Regions from separate parts of the Homo sapiens genome. Here region 1 is linked to region 2. A link is an interaction called in ENCODE POLR2A ChIA-PET data of the cell type or tissue named here. Cell type or tissue: Panc1. All regions are shown on one strand. Links, peaks and the distances in the headings refer to the core of each region. The heading gives the core; the rest is flanking DNA.

Region 1 (10,136 bases), core at 2,687-5,186, 100 kb after region 2:
TGGGGCACTGGACCCACGCATCTGGCCTTCAGAATTGTTTAACTTTTTTTTTTTTTTGACACAGTTTCACTCGGTCGCTGAGGCTGGAGTGTAGTGGCGCGATCTCGGCTCACTACAACTTCTGCCTCCCAGGTTCAAGCGACTCTCCTGCCTCAGCCTCCTGAGTAGCTGAGATTACGGGCACCTGCCACCACACTTGGCTAATTTTTGTATTTTTAGTAGAGACGGGATGTCATCATGTTGGCCAGGCTAGTCTCGAACTCCTGACCTAAAGTGATCCCCACCCGCCTTGGCCTCCCAAAGTGCTGGGATTGTAGGCATGAGCCACTGTGCCCAGCCCAGAATTGTTTAATTTGGAGGAAGGGTCTGTGCTGCCCGCACCACGCCCTGTTCACCCCTCCCACAGGTGCTGACACTGGGCCCACTGCTTGCTGGCTGGTGGGTTGGCCTCCGCCCCACCTGGCCCCCGCCCCCAGGGTCACTATCAGGTATTGGCCCTGTAGGGTTCTCAGCCTGTGCCTCCAGAGGGCAGAGGCAGATTCTTTTCTTTTTTGGAGACAGAGTCTCATTCTGTCACCCAGGCTAGATTGCAGTGGCATGATCTCAGCTCACTGCAACCTCTGCATCCCAGGTTAAAGCAATTCTCTGCCTCAGCCTCCCAAGTAGTTGGGATTACAGGTGCCTGCCACCCCTCCTGGCTAATTTTTGTATTTTTAGTAGAGACGGGGTTTCATCATCTTGGCCAGGCTGGTCTTGAACTCCTGACCTCGTGATCCACCTGCCTTGGCCTCCCAAAGTGCTGGGATTACAGGCGTGAGCCACTGTGCCCGGCCGGGCAGAGGCAGATTCTTCTTTTTACTTGGCCTGGTGGAGCGTTTGGGGAGGGCCTGGCCAGAAGAACAGAGACAGGAGAGCCAGAGGGCAGGGGGAGTGGCTAGCGCCCACTCTCTCCAGATTACATAATGGGGCTCTGCAGCCTGGCCTGTGCAGAAACACTCACCCACAGCATGGCTGCCTGGGTGCTTCTCATGAGAGCCGGGTAGCTAGAACTGGGCATGGCGGCCCCGCATGCACGCAGCTGGCTCTCCCCGGCTGCCCTGGGGGTCCAGACAGGCCTCCTCAGACACCGGGAGAGGAAGGGAGGAATGTGGTTACCTGCACCTGGGGCCCTGGGGTCCACAAGAGGCCACAGTGGGCCTTGCCTGGGGACGGGGAGGAACGGGGCTCTTGTTGGGTACAGGGACTCCCCACCAAGTCTATCCCTTTGGGGTGAGCACTCACCCTGCGCCAGGCTCCCTGCTAAGCCCTGTGCGTGCAGGGTCTTGTGGAGATGACACCCTGGGGGGCTCTCTCCTTAACCCATTTTACAGATGTGGAATCGGGAAGTGTCACGGCCGAGGCTGCCCAGCTTGGGAGGCAGAAGCCTAACCCTGAACCAAGCCCTCCCCTGCCGGGGGCTGCCCTCAGAAAACCCCTGCAGTGGGAAGGGGTCATCCAGGGTGGTTGAGGGGAGAAAGGATGTTCAGGGGCCCGTGGAGCCCCCAGCCTGTGAGCTTAGGCAGGAAAAGTGCCCCAGAGCCTACGTCTCCCGAGTGGCCGTGGCTTCCTGGCGTGGGGGTCGATGGCCGGGTCCTGCCACCTGTTTCTCTTCCTCTTTTGGCCCCTTACTCAGCGAGACCTTGCGGGGGTGGACCCTGCTTGGGTCCTCCCTCACTTGGCACTTCCGCTCTCAAGGAAACAGCTGTAGTTTGCAGAGGACTCGCCCCCTCCCCATGTCCAAGGCCATTGCCAGGAACGGGATGAAGCGGGCCCTTGTCTTTAGCCCCTGTCCCTCTGCCTGTCCTGGTTCCAGCCCCAGGCCAGGGGATGCTCACTGGAGCACAGAAGGAACCAGAGGTGGGACGAGAGGCAAATCTTAGGGTCTCCGGGCCCAGGGCCACAGCTCCCAGCCCCAGGGGCAGCCCGCGTGAGGGCACAAACCAATTGTCTCTGCTCCCCTGGGATCTTCCTGTCCAGAGGCCGTGAGGCTTCCAGGGGACTGAGTCCCCCGAGATAGGTCTGGGGCTGTGGGAGAGCAGCCCTCCAGCTGAGGGCCCGCCTGCCTCTCTCGGGCCTCTAGCTCCCTGTCTGTACCCAGCAGTGACTTCGAGAGGCGCTACAGGTGGGTGAGGAGGGCCAGGCCTAGAGCGGGGTGGGCAGTGCGGCCAGCAGTGTGTGTACCGCTCTGGGGCTCAGCCCTGGCTCTCCCTCTTCCTAGCTCTGTGTGGCCCTGGGCAAGTTGCCTGTCATGGCCTCAGCTTCTCCATCTCTGTGGTGGGGACAGTAGCACCTGCTATTGGGGATGAAGTGTGGATTGGAGATGATGTGTGAATAGTGCTTGCTCAGTATGGCATTGGGCCATGGTAAGTGGAGAGCCTGCCTGAGGCTGGGCACACAACAGAATGCAAGACAGACAGCTGTCCCTGAAGGCACCAAGAGCAACCCCCGTGTTTGTCAGCGGCATCGCTCGTCAGTCTTGTTTCCTGGTTTTCCCCAGACCCGAGGAAAAGGCCCAGGTGTGTCTACCTGCCTTGGACAGCTGCTGCCTCAGAGAGAGGGGCTGGCGCTGCACCCTCGAGCACTGTGGGGGTCCGCTTCACTGGCCTGGGGGGGCCTCCCCTGACCCACTGGGGCTGCCTCTGCCTTCCTGCATCGGGAGGCTGGGTGGGGGACCCTCTAGCCTTGTATGGAAGGAGCGTGGGAGACAGAGGAGGACAGCCGGGCAGCAGGAACAGCACAAGCGAAGGTGGGAGGTGGGAGGCAGGAGGCACATTTGGAGGCAGAGGGAACACAGAAGATGATGCTCCGTGTGGTCAGGATGGAGGGTGGAGCCCGGCCTCCTCCTCTTGGCATCCAGGGCTGCAGCCCCTCAGGAGGGTTCAGCCTCCGAGCCCGAAATGGATGCCTGGGAGTGGGGCCCCAGGTGACCGCTGCAGCAGGGGCGTCCCCTTGTGCTCAGCCCACAGTTGAGGGTAGGAAGGAGTCTCTGCTGCACCCAGGCGGGGATGTTCTGGGGTTGGCTGTCCTAAAATAATAACCAGGTGTGGCTCCCACCAAGCCCAGACAAAGAGGGGCCGAGGCTGGGTAAAGGCTCTAGGACCCACCCCACTGGCCCTGGCCTCTGCTATGGTGGGTCTGAGACAGAGATGGCTGGCCAGGCCATGGATGGTCCTATTCCCTAAGCCTCAGTCTGACACCCCCAGGCAGGCCACTTGCCACATGAACACGAGCCAGGGACACCCCCAGCTCCTGTGGGCTCAGGCCCAGGTCGTGTGGGTGCCAGTGATGAAGGCCAAGGGCCTGCGTTTGTCCTCCCTGGCCCCGTGCCGGCGCGGGAGGGGCCGGCCAGGCAGGCATATGGTTCGAATTATTCAAGCCACCTCTTGGCACCTTAGCCCTCAGCTGGGGGCGTGCAGGCTGCCTGGATGGCCACTCCAGCACCCCCTGCCACAGCCCTGGGGTGACCCCTCCATCCCCCCGCCCCCCGGAAACAGAGCCTTCTGCTGCCAGCTCCCTCTGCCTGGGCCTTGGGTCTCTGTTGCCAGGCATCTGGTCTGTTAGGAGAGCCAGCTCTGCCCTGGCTCTGCTCCTTCAGACCTGGCAGGCTGGGGGGGCACAGGTGGGGTAAGACAGAGGAGGCTCAGCAAAGCCTGGCTGGGGAGCCCAGTGCAAGCTGCCCTTGGCCCCGTTCAAGTCTGGATTTCTGAAGGGCTGCCCCATGGCCCTCTGATCACCCCCACCTTCTCCCCCAGCTGCTTGTTCAGGTCCCCAAGTTGGCTTTGAAGCTAGACAGTCTTGGGGTCAAATACAAGTTCTATTCCTTGTAAGCTGAGCCTCAGCTTCCTCATCTGTGCCATGAAGGAAGTGCCCACACACGCAGGGAAAGCCACAATGACCCTGCTGGGGCACAGGTCACGTGGATACCGTGGCAGAGGTCTCTCCACAGGAGGGCTGCCATAGGCTTTGAGTTGCTATTTTCTAGCTTGAACATTTTGCAGTTTGGACAACACTCTGGAATCAACTGACCAGTGGCTTTTCATTTCCCCGCCTGTCCGCTCGCTTTTTCTTCTTCTCATGGTTCTTTCTGTGAAGGGTCTGCACCCCCAGCCCTCTGACTTCCTCCAGCTCCACCCGCCGCTCGGGAGCAATGAGGCTCCCCTGAGGATGCCAGAGGTTCGGCTGCCTAGGGCTCTATGCCTGCGCTGCCATTGGTGTAGGCGACATGATCTGAAGGAGGAGGCAGCCTGGTGAAGTGTGGCCAGCCCCGAAAGGGAGCCCAGAGAGCAGAGCCCAGACCTCACAGGCAGGCTGAGGGTGAGGCCTGGCCCACAGCTCCTGCCCTGCTGGGGGGCCTCTGGGGGCCTCGGCTCAGTGGAGGTGAGGGACATGCCTTGAGCTTCCTGGGGAGGGTCCAGGCAGGAGCTGGAATCATCTCTAGGGGCAGCCCACGGCGTCCCCACAGGTGCTTCTGTTCCTCACTGAGAAATCCTGCAGGGTTCCACTGGGGCTGGGAGCGGGGTCACAGGTCAGGGGTGGGGAGCCGGAATTGCTCCTCGGGCAGCACATTTTTCTTCTCTGGAAACCTATCTTAGCAAAGAGACCACGAAACAATCGCACTCTTTTCCGGGCCTCTGTCGTCCCCAGACGGCCAGCCCGTCTCCTCGGTGGGGGCTCCGAGGGGGCCGGGAAGGCGAAATTTGTAAAATGTCTGTAGGAGGGGAAGAAAGGCGCTTTGTGTGGGGCCGGGGCCCTGGCCATTGGTCAGCTCTGAGGCCCCCAGCCGCTCCCAGAATGCTCCCCTTCCAGAGGAGGGAGCGCCTGCCAGCCGAGGCCAGCCCCAGTGGTCCCTGAAACCCCCTGCGCCCCTGCACTCCCTGCGTCCCGTCCCCAGGCCACCCAGCCTCCGAGGGCGCGGGCCAGGCGGGGCGGCCTCCCCTGGCCTCAGCATGTTTCTCTACTGGAGGAAGCGGGGCACCTACGAGCTGGAGGCCCTGCCCGGCGACCTGGCCGAGCTGGAGCTGGGGACGGTGGAGCGTTTCTCGTGGAGCTCCACCCTGGACATCATCGAGGACCTCGGGGGTAGGTGCGAACCCACCTCCCGGGAGGACTTTCAGCAGGCTCTGGCACCGGGCCTGCCCAGCCAGGGCCTGTAGCCCATTCACACACACATGCTGCTGACAGTCACTTGCTCCACGGTGGTGTGGGGGCCAGAGCCACTCCTGAGAGCTGCCGCTGGTGCAGGAGAGGACCCGGAAATGAGGACCCTGGGGGCCAGAGGGCAGGCAAGCAGCTGAGGAGGCTGTCCTTCCTCCAGGGCTGGCCTGGCTGGGCAGCGTGGGCCCTGCACTGGGCTTCAGGCCTGGCCTCTGCCTCTGCTCTCACCCCGCCCGCAAGATCAGGCCATGGTGTTTTCTCAGGGCTGGGTGGTGTAATGAGATGTTCTGGAACATTCACGTTCCAGGTCCCAGGACGTGGGTCATTTCTCCTTTTGTCCCCATTTTACAGATGAGGAAACAGAGGTACAGGGAGTTTAAGCCCCTGAAGAGGCAGGATGAGCTCTCGGGGACGCTGAGCCCCGTGGCTTGTGTTTAGAGGGGTGGGACGTTGGACTGCTCCTGGGGGTGAGAGGTTGGGGAGCTGTGAATGGGAATAATGATGCCTTGGGGGTCACTGGGAGGCTGAGAGCACTAATGGGGATGACACACAGGGAGCTTCAAACAGCGGTGGCAGAGGCAGGGCGCACCTGTGCTGGCTGTCGGATGCCCATTCTGTCCGCTCAGCTCAGCTGGTCGGCACCGTAGGCTGGTCGGCATCGTGGGCTGGTCGGTACTGTAGGCTGGTCGGCACAGTGGGCTGACCGGCACTGTGGGCTGGGGACCTAGCTCTGTCAGGGAGCTTTGGTGCAGTGACAGAAACTTGAGTCCGGTCCGCAGAAGCTACCGGAGCGCTGATCTCCAGCTCCCAGCACTGTGGAACTGTCTGGGGCCGGGGCCTGGGCCTGGGTTCTCTTCTCCATTAGCCTCATCCTCGGGCCCAGGAGCTGGCCTCCCCCAGGCCACAAGCCCAGGGAGCAGGAGCCTGTCCTGGATGAGTCTCCCCAGGCTGGCGTGGTCCTTCCCTGAGCCCATCCGTGAGGCCAGAGGCAGGGAGAGTGACGGTTCAGCCTGCGGTCCACATTGGGAGGCAAGAGGGAGCCCGCAGACCATACAGCGAAGGGTTTTGAAAAGGGAGGTGTAGGCTGGGCACGGTGGCTCATGCCTGTAATCCCAGCACTTTGGGAGGCCGAGGCAGGCGGATCACGAGGTCAGGGAATCGAGACCAGCCTGACTAACACGGTGAAACCCCGTCTCTACTAAAAACACAAAAAATTAGCTGGGCGTGGTGGCGGGCGCCTGTAGTCCCAGTTACTCCGGAGGCTGAGGCAGGAGAATGGCGTGAACCCGGGAGGTGTAGTTTGCAGTGAGCCAAGATTGTGCCACTGCACTCCAGCATGGGTGACAGAGCGAGACTCCATCTCAAAAAAAAAAAAAAAGAAAAAAAAAGAGAGAAGGGAAGTGCTGCTCCCAGGAGAGAGGACGATGCCGGGTGGGCATGAAGGCCAGGCGTCCCTGCCTGTGACCAGCCCCCCACTGTGGAGGAGGGGGAATGTGGCTGCTTGTCAGGAGAGGCAGGTACAGTGTCCCACAGGCCCCAGCAACTCCAGGCCCCATCGGGACGTGCGCAGAAGGCAGGGAGGGCAGGACATGAGAGGGGCGGCCCAGCTGCCCAGCTGGTGGAGGCAGTGGGGATGCGGGAGGCAGCACGGGATGTGGGGGTGGGGTGAGGAGGAGTGTGGCAGCTGATGTTGGGGGGGCAAATCTCCCCTCCACCCTCAGCCGGGCACTGTCCTGGAGTCGGAGGGTGGGATCGGGGGCAGGCTGCTCTATTTCTTCACCCGGCAGCTTCCTGCCTACCTGAGGCAGGTACGGTGCTACAGGACCCAACAGAGCCAGAGACTTGACCCAGGTCGTTTAGCCACCCAGCCCCAAGCCAGCAGGGCCAGCCAATGGGAGCCTGTGTCCCACCTCTCGCCCCCACTCAGACTGTGCTCCCCTTGGCAGGGTGGGGCAAAGTGGGGCTGCTCGCCGTCTGCAGAGGCAGGCCCTCCCTGGGCTCTCTTAGTTGTTCTGTACATCTCAGTCATCCTGCTGGTCCCTCCCCTTGGGATGCCCTCACGGCTCAGATGCAGGAATCACATCTATGAAGCTGCCTGTCTCTCCTGCCTCTGGGGCAGGCGGCTCCTGCTTCTGGGGTTTCACAGCTCTGGGGCCCCTTGATCACACTGGCCACAGAGCTAACGTAGAGAGGGCATACCCAGTGCCAAGTGCTCTTTATTTTTCTCTTTAAGACAGGGTAGGCCGGGCACGGTGGCTTATGCCTGTAATCCCAGCACTTTGCTAGGCCGAGGCGGGTGGATCACCTAAGGTCAGGACTTCAAGACCAACCTGGCCAGCATGGTGAAACCATGTGTCTACTAAAAAATACAAAAAATTAGCCAGGCATGGTGGCAGGCACCTGTAATCCCAGCTACTTGGGAGGCTGAGGCAGGAGAATCACTTGAACCCGGGAGGCAGAGGTTCAGTGAGCCGAGATCATACCATTGCACTCCATCCTGGGTGACAAGAGCAAAACTCCATCTGAAAAAAAAAAAAAAAAAAGACAGGGTTGTCTTGCTCTGTTACCCAGGCTGGAGTGCAGTGGCGAGATCACAGCTCACTGCATCTGACCTGAAGCAGCACTCCTGCCTCAGCCTCCCAAGCAGCTGGGACTGCAGGTGCACACCACCAGGCCCTGCTGGTTTTTTAATGTTTTTGTAGAGATGGAGTCTCTCTATGTTGCCCAGGCTGGTCTTGAGCATCTGGACTAAAATGATCCTTCTGCCTCCTTGGCTTCCCAAAGTGTTGGGATTATGGGTATAAGCCACCATGTCCAGCCTCAAAGCTCTTTAAAACTAGGCTCCTGGAATATCCATGCCCACTCTCTGAGTCAAGGCCATTCTTGGAATCCCCTTTATCCTGGTGAGGTGTGGCGAGGCCTTTGAGATCCCAAGTGGTGGCACCCAGATGCACCATGCACACCCTCAGCCTGAGCACCAGAACTGAGACCTGTTCACCCGTGTGTGCCTGCCCCAGCTCTCCCCGGGGCCGGCAGAGAGGCGCCGGGGGGCTGCACACAGCGGCTGGGTCACAGCACGTGAACAGGTCTCATGCATGAGCTGAGGCGGTCGGGTGGGTGAGCCTGGGCACACGGCTGTCTGTGTGGGCTCTGTCCTCTGTGCCAGCCAGACCCTGGCCGGGGCCCATGCAGGGTGGGCCGATGCCAGCCCTGCCTGTGATGGGGGTGGGACTGGCGCTTGGAGTGTGACTGTCGGGAATTGGGATCTCATAGCTATTTCTGCAGCCCCGCTCCTGTTCCGCCCTTGGTCACTCTCGGTTCCTCTGAGGAACCTCTGGAGGAAGCCCACGGGGGGCAGATGGGCAGGCGCCCGCAGTAGCCTCAGCCGGAGGAAGTGGCCGGCTGGCCCCAGGCCTGTGTGCAGAGCTGTGTGGACAGTTTCTTGGGCCCCAGGAAGGAATCCTGAATGTGTCCTCCCACCTCTTCTTACTGAGCTCGAGCAGTGTGGGTGGGTAGGGCTGTGTTCAGCTCTCCGGTCCCCGGGGACTACGCCAGCGGTGGTTCTGGGCTGTAGGCAGAAGCAGTGTCCTGGCCAAGGTCCATGCCCCTCCCTGCAGCTGGGTCCCTACTTCACTGACCTGCCCCAAGGTGCCCCATGGCGCTTTGGGAAGGGGATCAGAAACACATTTCCTTCCCAGGCCTCCAGTGACGCTCCAACCAGTGTCCTGCATAGGGAGTGGCGGATGTCCTGGGACCAGCAGCCATTTACCCAGGACATGCCCCTCTGGCGTTTGGCCAGGTTTGGGACAAATCTTGCCCTTCCCCAGGCTGCTGCGGCTAAGAGGTCCAGCCCCAGCATGGCCTGCAGCAGCTGCCCAGGCATGGACCGGCGCCCAGGAGGGTGGGGCTCACGCGGGAGGGGACATTCAAGGCCACAGCTGCTTCCTGAGAGGGGCAGCCTTTGCATGGCCAGGCCTGTGGTTGGGAGGTCGTGGGCAGGGAGGGCCTGTTTTCTTGAGACAGAAGGGTTCATCGGAGTGGAGGGTTCACAGGTGAGGGGCTACCCTGGAGAAAATGAGAACGAGGTGGTTTTCCATGCACTTGTGTCAGCCTGGGACCAGTGGGGAAAGGGGACACTCATGTCATGATGGGGGGACCAATTCACGTTTTCCAGACAGCTAATTGTGTCAGGCCCCATGGGAGCACTGTAGCCTGGCGGTTAGGAGCACAGGCTTGGAGGCTTACACACTCACAGCCTCGTTACTCTCATTACTTGTGTGACCTTGGGCAAATCTCTCTACCCTCCACGCCTCAGTTTCCTCATCTGTAAAATGGGGACAATGATCATTCCTCTACACAGAGTTAGATGGTGAAACGACACCATCTATGGACAGCAGAGTTCCCAGCAGGTGGTTGGCAAGTGAGAGCTGTGGTCATTGTGTGTCGTTCCTGAAGCCGTCTGATGGGGAAGACAGGTCGGTGTTGGTTCAAAGGTTCAAGACAGTGGGAGTCCAGCAAGGACACGTTCACCTGGAACTGGGATATGTGACAATAGGGAGGCCTTCCTGAAGGCAGCAGCCTTCAATCTGGGCCTTGAAGAGTGGGCAGGATGGCAGCAGACAGCGATGGGAGGATGCTGGGGGAGGGCAAAGGAATAGCACCAAGAAGGGCTGGGCTGGGGTCAGAAGCTCAGTTGTGTCCGGCAAGTAGCGGAGTGAGGGGCCTGCGGTGGGGCGACGGAGTGGCGTGGACTGTGGGGGCTGGAAGCATTTGTGCTGATCCGAGGCAGACACAGCTCGGGAGCTGGAGCCGTCCAGAACATGGGTCCAGAGCTGCCGGGCTCCTCTGGTTTGTCAAGAGAAGCCAGAAATATGGACTTTTATGTGAAATCTCCTGACTTTTCAAAGTTGGCAACCAATTTAAATTCTTCCGAAACCCTGTTC
Region 2 (10,136 bases), core at 2,797-5,296:
TGTTTTCGCGGCTGCGGGCTTCGTGCGGCTCCCTGCTCCGGGCCCGCGGGGCCGGGACTGGACCGGGCTCTTCTCTAGGCATCTGCGGGATTCACTCGAGGTGGCCGGGTTCGTGCATTAAAAACACCGGGCCAGCGTTGTCAGTGTTCTAAAGAGGTGTGCGTTCAGTTTGCTTTCTGTTGCCGCCTAAGCCTAACCTTGGGACCGGCCGTTTTCCCACTCTCCTGAATATCCTCCGGCCCGCAGGGCGAGGCGGAGACGCGGTGTTTGGCGCTGGCATCGACTGGTACTTGTTTAGTGGTGTTTAACTGGGATGGGCAGTGTGTAAACGCTGGACCGCAGAGTATCCGACAGCTGTACGTGTGGAAGGCTGGCCGGACACGGTGGGGACTGCCCCTATGCGGTGACCAAAAGGCGGTCTGACGGGAACATTTTTAATATTCGAAAGTGGGGGAAAAAGGTAAGTACAAAACGCAGATGATTCAGTAACCTGTTTGGTAGCTTCGAAGAAGTTAAAGGGGAGTGACACAAAATTGAAAATTCAAATTAGAAAACGAACTCTTGGAGATACTAGTAAGATATTTGACAGGCGCCGAATGCTCCATCAAGCTGGCTGTTGCTATTTCAAGGGTTATGATCATTCTGATGAAGATATTTAATAGTTAGGAGATGGTGTTAATCTTAGAAATACTTCTCTGAGCGGCCGGGCGCGGTGGCTCGCGCCTGTATTCCCAGCACTTTGGGAGGCCGAGGCGGGTGGATCACGAGGTCAGGAGTTCGAAACCAGCCTGACCAACATGGTGAAACCCCGTCTTTACTAAAAATACAAAAATTAGATGGGCGTGGTGGCGGACACCTGTAATCCCAGCTACTCGGGAGGCTGAGGCGGGAGAATTGCTTGAACCCGGGAGGCGGAGCTTGCAGTGAGCCGAGATCGTGCCACTGCACTCCAGCCTGGGCGACAGAGCGAGACTCTGTCTCAAAAAAAAAAAAAAAAATACTTCTCTGAGCCTCAGTTTCCTAAGCTGTTAAATTTTAGCGTAGTGCCTGGCTAAATAAATGGTAGCTTACTGTTGTTGTTGTTGTTGTTGTTTTATTATTTCTGCAATATTGTAGCCCATTGGAGGGCTTCCCAAAGGTGATAAATTGAGGTACTTTACAAGATAAAACATGAAATTACTGATTAAAACAGAGACATTGGACTTGGCCCATCGAGACTTGATTAACAACTTCTTATACAATTGCACAGATGATTTAGCCAGATTTGGAATGTTACCTGGTTACTGTGACCAAAGCAGATGCCCCGAAGTTAGCCTGTATTGCCCAAGGTCATATTCACAAGGAGCAACTCGTTTTGCCAGAATAAGAAACACTGCTAAGGTGTTGATCCCGTTGGTAGTTTAAAAATGTAAATACCAAAAAGAATAATTCTTTTTTTTTTTGGAGACAGAATCTCCCTCTGTCGCCAGGCTGGAGTACAGTGGCGCCATCTCAGCTCACTGCAACCTCCACCTCCCGGGTTCAAGCGATTCTCCTGCCTCAGCCTCCCAAGTAGCCTGGACTACCAGCGCCCACCACCACGCCCAGCTAGTTTTTGTATTTTTAGTACAGACAGGGTTTCACCATGTTGGCCAGATGGTCTTGATCTCTTGACCTCGTGATCCGCACACCTAGGCCTCCCAAAGTGCAGGGATTACAGGCGTGAGCCACCGCGCCTGGCCAAGAATAATTATTAGAGGTGAAACCCAAGTGAAAGAAGAGGGATTTTTTTTTTTACACCTCATTATTATCCCCTGTGGTAAATGTGTCACATAATAAACATTAAATCCTTTCCCACACACACACATATTAAGAAATTATCGGGCCAGGCACGGTGGCTCACACCTGTAATCCTAGCACTTTGGGAGGCCGAGGCAGGCAGATCACCTGAGGTCAGGAGTTCGAGACCAGCCTGACCGACATGGGTCAGGGAGGTGGAGGTTGCAGTGAGCCGAGATCACGCCATTGCACTCCAGCCTGGGCAACAAGAGCGAAACTCCATCTCAAAAAAAGAAAGAATGGCCACCCGCCTCAGCCTCCCCCAAAGTGCTGGGATTAACAGGCGTGAGCCACCATGCCAGGCCTAATTTTTTTTTTTTTAAGACAGGGTCTCCGTATGTTGCCAAGGCTGTTCTGGAACTCCTGGGCTCAAGGGATCCTCCCACCCAGGCCTCCCAAATTGTAGAGTTTACAGTCCTGAGCTATCTTGCCTGCCTGGAGTGAATACCCACTCTGAGCAAAAGTTATCACTTGAGTCTGAAAATCTGTCCCCTGACTCAATCCATGTTTGGGATTTTCCTTCCTTGATGTAACCAAGTAGTCCAATATAGGCCTGTGAATTCTAAGCTCAGTTTTGTCAACAAGTCCATTATTCTGAGTAGGTCCTTCATTTCCAATTTGAGAGTTTATTCTTCTTTCTTTTTTGAGACAGTTTCACTCTTGTTGCCCCTGCTGGAGTACAGTGGTGTGATCCTGGTTCACCACAACCTCTATCTCCCGGGTTCAAGCGATTCTCCTGCCTCAGCCTCCTGAGAGCTGGGATTACAGGCATGCGCCACAACACCCGGCTAATTTTTTGTATTTTTAGTAGAGACGGGGTTTCACCATGTTGGACAGGCTGGTCTTGAACTCTTGGCCTCATGTGATCTGCCTGTCTCAGCCTCCCAAAGTGCTGGGATTACAGGCATAAGCCACCGCACCCAGATATTTATTGAATATGTTTTTAGTAAACAGTAATTTTTAGTACATAGATATGACCTGTACCTTCCTGCTACTCCAGTGAAAGAGAAAACTTCAAGAAAAAGGACCTCTTTTGTCTTTCCATTTCCCTTAGAAATACAGCCCTTTGGAGGAAATTTAGACATTAATGTTTAGCATCCTTTCCCTAAATTCAGAAAAAGGACTATACCACTTGTAGTTGACCCAAACGATCTCATAATATGTAGCTGTGGAGTAATAAAGTTGATTTTCTCACGCCTGTAATCCCAGCACTTTGGGAGGCCGAGGCGGGCGAATCACGAGGTCAAGAGATCAAGACCATCCTGTCCAACATGTTGAAACCCTGTCTGTACTAAAAATACAAAAATTATCTGGGTGTGGTGGCACGCATCTGTAGTCCCAGCTACTCCGGAGGCTGAGGCAGGAGAATGGCGTGAACCCGGAAGGCAGAGGTTGCAGTGAGCGGAGATCATGCCACTGCACTGCAGCCTGGCGACAGAGTCAGACTCCGTCTCAAAAAACACAGTTGATTTTCTGTGACAGGATTAGGTTTGTTCAGTATCTCCCGTTTTTTTCATAGGTGTATTGTACTACTCCTGGGCTGCAGGGGGCGAATCTGAAATTCCTTGATTAGTTCAAGAACATTCACCACAGTAGCCAGATCCTTGGAGTCTATGATTCTTTGTTTTCTGCTAAAAACAAAAAACAAACTAATTATACCAACTGCTGAATACTAATTCTCAGATGATTATAGTTACTTAGGAGAGGAGGAAAAAAGCCAACGTTAGCACAGGTTGCAACAAGTTAAAAATACTAAGAATACCATGGTTTCCCGGTAAGTAACTTGAGAATGTGGTTATTTTAATTGAGTTACCAAATATAGCTTCACCTTCCTAAATCTCAGCAGCTACACTGCATCCACTTGAGGGAACATACAAGAAAGCTTTCTGTCTCCCATTTTAGCTCTGTGCTTTAGTGCAGGTGTGAGCATAACCAAAGGTTTGCTTTTCAAATGTTTCAGCTTTTTGTTCAGCTTAATAGTTTTTGTTTTTGTTTTTCTGAGACGGAGTCTTGCTCTGTCACCCAGGCTTGAGTGCAGTGGCGCGATCTGGGCTCACTGAAACCTCTGCTTCCCGGGTTCTAGAGATTCTCCTGCCTCAGCCTCCCAAGTAGCTGGGATTACAGGCGCGTGCCACCGCGCCCGGTAAATTTTTATTTATTTATTTTTTATTTATTTATTTATTTATTTTTTAATTTTTTTTTTTTTTTTGAGACGGAGTCTTGCTCTGTCGCCAGGCTGGAGTGCAGTAGGGTGATCTCGGCTCACTGCAACCTCTGCCACCCCCGTTCAATCAATTCCGCTGTCTCAGCCTCCCGAGTAGCTGGGACTAGAGGCGCACGCCACCACGCCCAACTAATTTTTTGTATTTTAGTAGAGACAGGGTTTCACCATGTTGGCCAAGATGGTCTCCATCTTCTGACCTTGTGATCTGCCCATTTTGGCCTCCCAAAGTGCTGGGATTACAGGTGTGAGCCACGGCACCCAGCCTAATTTTTTATATTTTTAGTAGAGACAGAGTTTCACCATGTTGGCCAGGCTAGTCTCAAACTCCTGACCTCAGGTGATCTGACTGCCTCGGCCTCCCAAAGTGCTGGGATTACAGGCCTGAGCCACTGCGCCCAGCCTTTTTTTTTTTTTTTTTTTTTAGCCCGGAGTGCAGTGGTTCGAACACGGCTCACTATAGTCACTGCACCCTAGGCCTCCTGGGCTCAGGTGATCCCCCTGCCTCAGCCTTCCTAGTAGCTGGGACTACAGGCATGCACCAGCATATCCAGCTTATTTTGTTTTTTGTTTTTGTTTTTTGTTTTTTTGAGGCGGAGTCTTGCTGTGTCGCCCAGGCTGGAGTGCAGTGGCACGATCTCGGCTCACTGCAAGCTCCGCCTTCTGGGTTCATGCCATTGTCCTGCCTCAGCCTCCCGACTAGCTGGGACCACAGGCGCCCGCCACCACGCCCGGCTAATTTTTTATTTTTTTAGAAAGATGGGGTTTCACTGCGTTAGCCAGGATGGTCTTGATCTCCTGACCTCGTGATCTGCCCTCCTCGGCCTCCCAAAGTGCTGGTTGTTTTTGTATTTTTTGTAGAGAAGGGATTTCACCACATGGCCCAGGCTGATCTTGAACTCCTGGTCTCAAACGATCTCCCCACCTCGGCCTCCCAGAGTGCTGGGATTATGGGCATGAGCCACCACGCCCAGCCCAGTATATTCTTAGGAATTCTTTTTACCCTCTGTTTTCTGCCTTGCTCACTTCCGTTTCCAGGAGATGGGAAAAAAGTGAAAATTCCACAAAATCTTCTTTTCAGCTTTTAGTAACTTGAAAACTGTATGAATATGTGTGTGAATCATTTGAAATCATTAATAATTTATAGACCATATATTGTCAGTGTTTCACACAGTGAATCTGACCTACAGATAGAAGAATCAAATGAGTTTCTTGAGTTCATACTGGTAGAATACAAAGGTAATAGCTAAGCTGGACATGGTGGCTTACACCTGTAACCCCAGCACTTTGGGAGGTCGAGGCAGGTGGATCACGAGGTCAGGAGTTAGAGACCAGCCTTGCCAACACAGTGACACATCGTCTCTACTAAATATAAAAATTAGCTGGGCATGGTGGCGCACACCTGTAGTCCCAGCTACTTGGGAGGCTGAGGTAGAAGAATCGCTTGAACCTGGGAGGCAGAGGTTGTGGTGAGCCGAAATTGCGCCACTGCACTCCAGCCTGGGCAACAGAGCAAGACTCTGTCTCCAAAAAAGAAAAAAGAAAGTTAATAGCTAAAGGCTGGGGTGCTGTGGCTCACGCCTGTAATCACAGAACACTGGGAGGCCAAGGGAGATGGATCATTTGAGGTCAGGAGTTGGAGACTAGCGTGGCCAACATGGCAAAACCACATCTCTACCAAAAAAATACAAAAATTAGCCAGGCATGGTGACAGGTGCCTGTAATCCCACCTACTCTCCTGAGGCAGGAGAATGGCTTGAACACGGGAGGTGGAGGTTGCAGTGAGCCGAGATCATGCTACTGCACTCCAGTCTGGGGAATAGAGCAAGACTCTGTTTCAAAAAAAAAAGATAATAACTAATACTATATGTCAAACACTGTTTAAATGTTTTTACTTACCCTATCTCATTTACATATGTAAATGCATTTAATAAATAGAGAATAGCGCAACATTCCTTAAAGAAAAAATGTTTAGATTGGGCACAATGGCTCATGCCTGTAATCCCAGCGGAAGCTGAGGTAGGCAGATCACCTGAGGTCAGGAGTTCAAGACCAGCCTGGCCAACATGGTGAAATGCCATCTCTACAAAAAATAGAAAAATTAGCCAGGTGTTGTGGTGCGTGCCTGTGATCCTAGCTACTCGAGAGGCTGAGGCAGGAGAATCACTGGAACTCAGGAGGCGGAGGTTGCAGTGAGCTGAGGTTGCGCCACTGTACTCCAACCTAGGCGACACAGGGAGACTTCGTCTCAAAAGAAAAAAAAAAAGGAGTTATATATGGTAAGTGCATTATACCTTAGAAAACCTGGAATCTGAAAAAATCAGAGTGTATGATATGATACAAGAAAAGGCACAATAGCTGTGGACGTAATCAAGGCTAAGGAGTGTGTTCCTAAATATTCTTAAAGAAAAAAAAAGAATAACAGCTGCTCTTTTTTTTTTTTTTTTGAGACGGAGTCTTGCTCTGTCCTCCATGCTTGAGTCCCATGATCTCAGCTCATTGTGACCTCCGCCTCCTGGGTTAAAGCGATTCTCCTGCCTCAGCCTCTGGAGTAGCTGGGATTATAGATGTGCACCACCGCGCTTGGCTAATTTTTGTATTTTTAGTAGAGATGGAGTTTCACCACGTTGGCCAGGCTGTAAACAGCCACTTTTAAAATGACCTTAGGGTCTGGCATGGTGGCTGATGCCTGTAATCTCAGCACTTTGGCTCAGCACCAAGACTGGAGGATTGCTTGAGTCCAGGAGTTTAAGACCAACCTGGGTAACACAGCGAAACCCCGTCTCTACAAAAAATTTAAAAAATTAACCAAGCGTGTTGGCTCACGCCTGTAGTCCCAGCTCCTGGGGAGGCTGAGGTAGGAGGATCACCTGAGCCTGGGAGGCAGAGGTTGCAGTTAGCTGAGATTGTGCCACTGCACTCCAGCCTGGGCAACAGAGGGAGATCCTGTCTCAATAAAAAAGGTAACATGGCCAGACCAGGTGGCTCATGCCTGTAATCCCAGCACTTTGGGAGGCCGAGGCGGGTGGATCATCTGAGGTCAGGAGTTTGAGACCAGCCTGACCAACATGGAGAAACCCCATCTTTACTAAAAATACAAAATTAGCCAAGAGTGGTGGTGCATGCCTGTAATCCCAGCCACTCAGGAAGGCTGAGGCAGGAGAATTGCTTTAACCCGGGAGGCAGAGGTTGCGGTGAGCCGAGATCGCGCCACTGCACTGCAGCCTGGGTGACACAGCGAGACTCTGTCTCAAGAAAAAAAAGGTAACGTAATTTTAGTCACCTCTTGCTCTGTCTGCCTTAAATTAGAATTTAAATACCAAAATTAAGTTGTTTTTTAAAATAATAACTATTTGTTAAATCACATCACACATTAAATCACTTTTTAATTTGTAGCCTCAGAATGTTCAGGTAAATCACATTATCTTAAATTGCTTAGGCAATGGCCATTTTTGTAATTTTAATTTTTTTTTTTTTGAGATGAAGTCTCACTCTGTCGCCCAGGCTGGAGTGCAGTAGCGTGATCTCAGCTCATTGTAACCTCCTCCTCCCGGGTTCAAGCTTGAAGTGTTTGAACCTGGAGGCAGAGGTTGCAGTGAGCTCAGATCGTGCCAGTGCACTACAGAGTGAGACTCCGTCTCAAAAAACAAACAACATGTCATCTAGGTGGTTATGTTCATTTTGTTTTTGCTTGCCTGCATTCTCTTTCTGTACTACACGTACATTATCTGTTAATGTTAATTTAAGTTCAAAGTAAAATTAAGAATTCATATCTTGAGAAAAGAAGTATTTCATTGATAACCGGGGCCTACCAGGCATGTGAAACCATGTATATATATAGATAATTCAACAAAGGAATGTGGTGAGAAAAGAAAGGAACCGATTTAGACCTATCAGCTGTGTTAGGAATTTTGAATAACCTACTAACCCAGGCATGCTATTTAGCTCTTTCTTTTTTTCAGGGGTGGGGCAGGCAGAGTGGGAGCAGTGGAACAATGACAGCTCACTGTCATCTGGGCTTATGTGATCTTCCCACTTCAGCCTCCCAAGTAGCTGAGACTAAAGGTGCATGCCACCACGCCTGGCCAATTTGAAAACTTTTTGTTGAGACAAAATATTGGGTCCCACTATGTTGCCCAGGCTGGTCTCAAACTCCTGGCCTCAAGAAATCTTGCCCCAGCCTCAGCCTCCGCGTAGCTGGGATTACAGGCGTGCGCCACAGCACCCAGCTAATTATAATTGTTTTATTTTTAGTAGAGACAGGGTTTCGCCATATTGGCCAGGCTGGTCTCGAACTCGCTACCTCAGGTGATCCACCCACCTCGGCCTCCCAAAGTGCTGGGATTACAGGCGTGAGCCACGGCGCCTGGCCGAAAATGTTAACTTAATAAATTTTTTTAGGCATATGAATACATATAAATCAATTTGGGTCATACAATGAGTAATCTGATTTTTCGCTTTATAGCTCAAACATCTTTCCATTTCAATAAATACATCATTATTCTTCAAGGCTACATAGTAAGACTGAAATATGATGTTTAAAAATCCCTGTTATTGGGAATACAGAAAAACCGTACTCAATCCTCAACTATGGAAACATTATTGATTTAATCACTGGACTTACGCAAGATGGGTAAGCTGACCCAGGGGACGGGAGTTCTTTTCCCTACAAACATTCCACTTCCTGGCTACTCAGCCTTTCTTGTCACAAAGCCTGTGCAAGGAAGCTATTGGCCCTGCTCCTGGGCCCAGGAATGCTGCCGCTGCCTTGAATAGCTGTGTGAACAGTCCTTCTATGGGCAACAGGCGGCCCGCCTGGGTACCTGAATGTTTTCTGATTTGGGCCTGTGCTGCCCATGCTCACCCTGAAATTCAGACCAGATGCATTCTTATGGCAAAATGACGTGAAACTCTTAAGTAGAAGAGAAAGCCTGCGGTTCTCATTTCAGAGGTGGAATAAAAACAAAATGTCTTCTGGAAACGCTACGCGGCCCTAGACCTCGCTGGAACCAGGAAATGATAGCCAGCTCCCATGCGCGTGGCCTGCTCTGGGACCCACGTGGGCGGGCGCCTTCCTCAGGAATGCGTTCTCAAAGGCCCACCGGTGTAGGGGGGCTGGAAAACAGCACAAACCCAAGTGTTCTCTGCAAAGCAGCAGTCCTGGTGGTGAAATAGGGGTCTTTTCTAAAACTGAGCAAAGCCTACCTTCCACTGAGGAAAAAATGGCCTCCAAGGGAGGGCTCTTTTTCCCCTACAAGTGACATTCAAAGTGGTGCTGTGTCTATCGGAACTAAAATAAGGGCGATTCCTTCTTTCACCATTCCCCACCGCAGTACAAGTGACGGCGGGACTGTGCTTAGTGGCGTCATCTAGTTTCAAGGCGGTCTCCTATCTGACTTTGAGCCCTCGCTCTTTATACCCAGTTACCCTCTCGTGGAGTCCGAGCAGCTGCTTCAGGGAGGCCCGGGAGCCCCTAGGGCGGGCAGCCCCGGAGCCTGCAGCTGCGACGCAGACTCGGAAACTACAACTGCGCGTGAAGCCGACTAAAGTTAACGCCTGTGTGATTGAGTCAGAAGCTCCTTCAGGAACACAGGAGTGGGGCCGACTCCTGGAATCCGGCCCCGGGTCGCTTATAAATGCGCCAAGAAAAAAACGTCACCGAAAAACTTTATACGCGTTCTTGCTTTGGTCCAGAATGGTAAAAAGCCTATCCTTTGAGTGTGTCCCGTGATGGGGTTAACTAGCAACCCTTGAAACTAGTGGAACTCAAAAGCAAAACAAAAAGCCATTGTACCCAGCCGCCCCGGGACCTGGGCCGGCGCCCTTGGGAAGTCTGGCGTGAAAGGAGGGGTGGCTTTGGTTTCAGGGCCGAGCTCGCCTCTCCCGGGTTGGGTTCAGCAGCCGGGCCGGGTGGGTCGTGGGCAACCCCGGGAGGCCCCCGGTCCCGGCGCGCGGCGAGGCCGCCCTCGGACCTGGCACTTGTCACTCGCTGTCCCCGGCCCGGGCGTCAGCGGGGAGACGCAGAAGGGCGGAGGGAGGGAGCCGGCCGCGGACAGCGGTGACTCAGCCTGCGGAGCCGGGGGCGGGCGCCGCGCGG

What was found. Peaks named below come from ENCODE experiments on the same cell type or tissue, not always from the same donor. Only the 100,000 strongest peaks of a DNase experiment are listed, where the experiment ranks them.
Region 1: POLR2A ChIA-PET joins it to region 2 with 17 read pairs; 9 of 35 experiments call an interaction of 5 or more read pairs at or near these places.

The regions. Positions count from the first base shown.
Region 1 is chr1:6,501,008-6,511,143 of GRCh38, reverse strand. It overlaps a transcript of PLEKHG5 not described here. Among named protein-coding and RNA genes, the nearest start is that of PLEKHG5, 14 kb to the right of the region's middle. RefSeq lists enhancers at 3,847-4,347, 7,910-8,639. In Panc1, for the core only: no CTCF peak of the experiment used is centred there; no DNase peak of the experiment used is centred there.
Region 2 is chr1:6,603,016-6,613,151 of GRCh38, reverse strand. It overlaps LOC107984913 (a long non-coding RNA gene), which reads left to right. Exons shown (of 2, transcript XR_001737882.3): 1 at 1-460; 2 at 8,505-9,705. Among named protein-coding and RNA genes, the nearest start is that of KLHL21, 5.2 kb to the right of the region's middle. RefSeq lists silencers at 8,565-8,913, 9,878-10,136 and enhancers at 9,328-9,477, 9,518-9,677, 9,698-9,787. In Panc1, for the core only: no CTCF peak of the experiment used is centred there; no DNase peak of the experiment used is centred there; H3K27ac peaks cover 574 bases.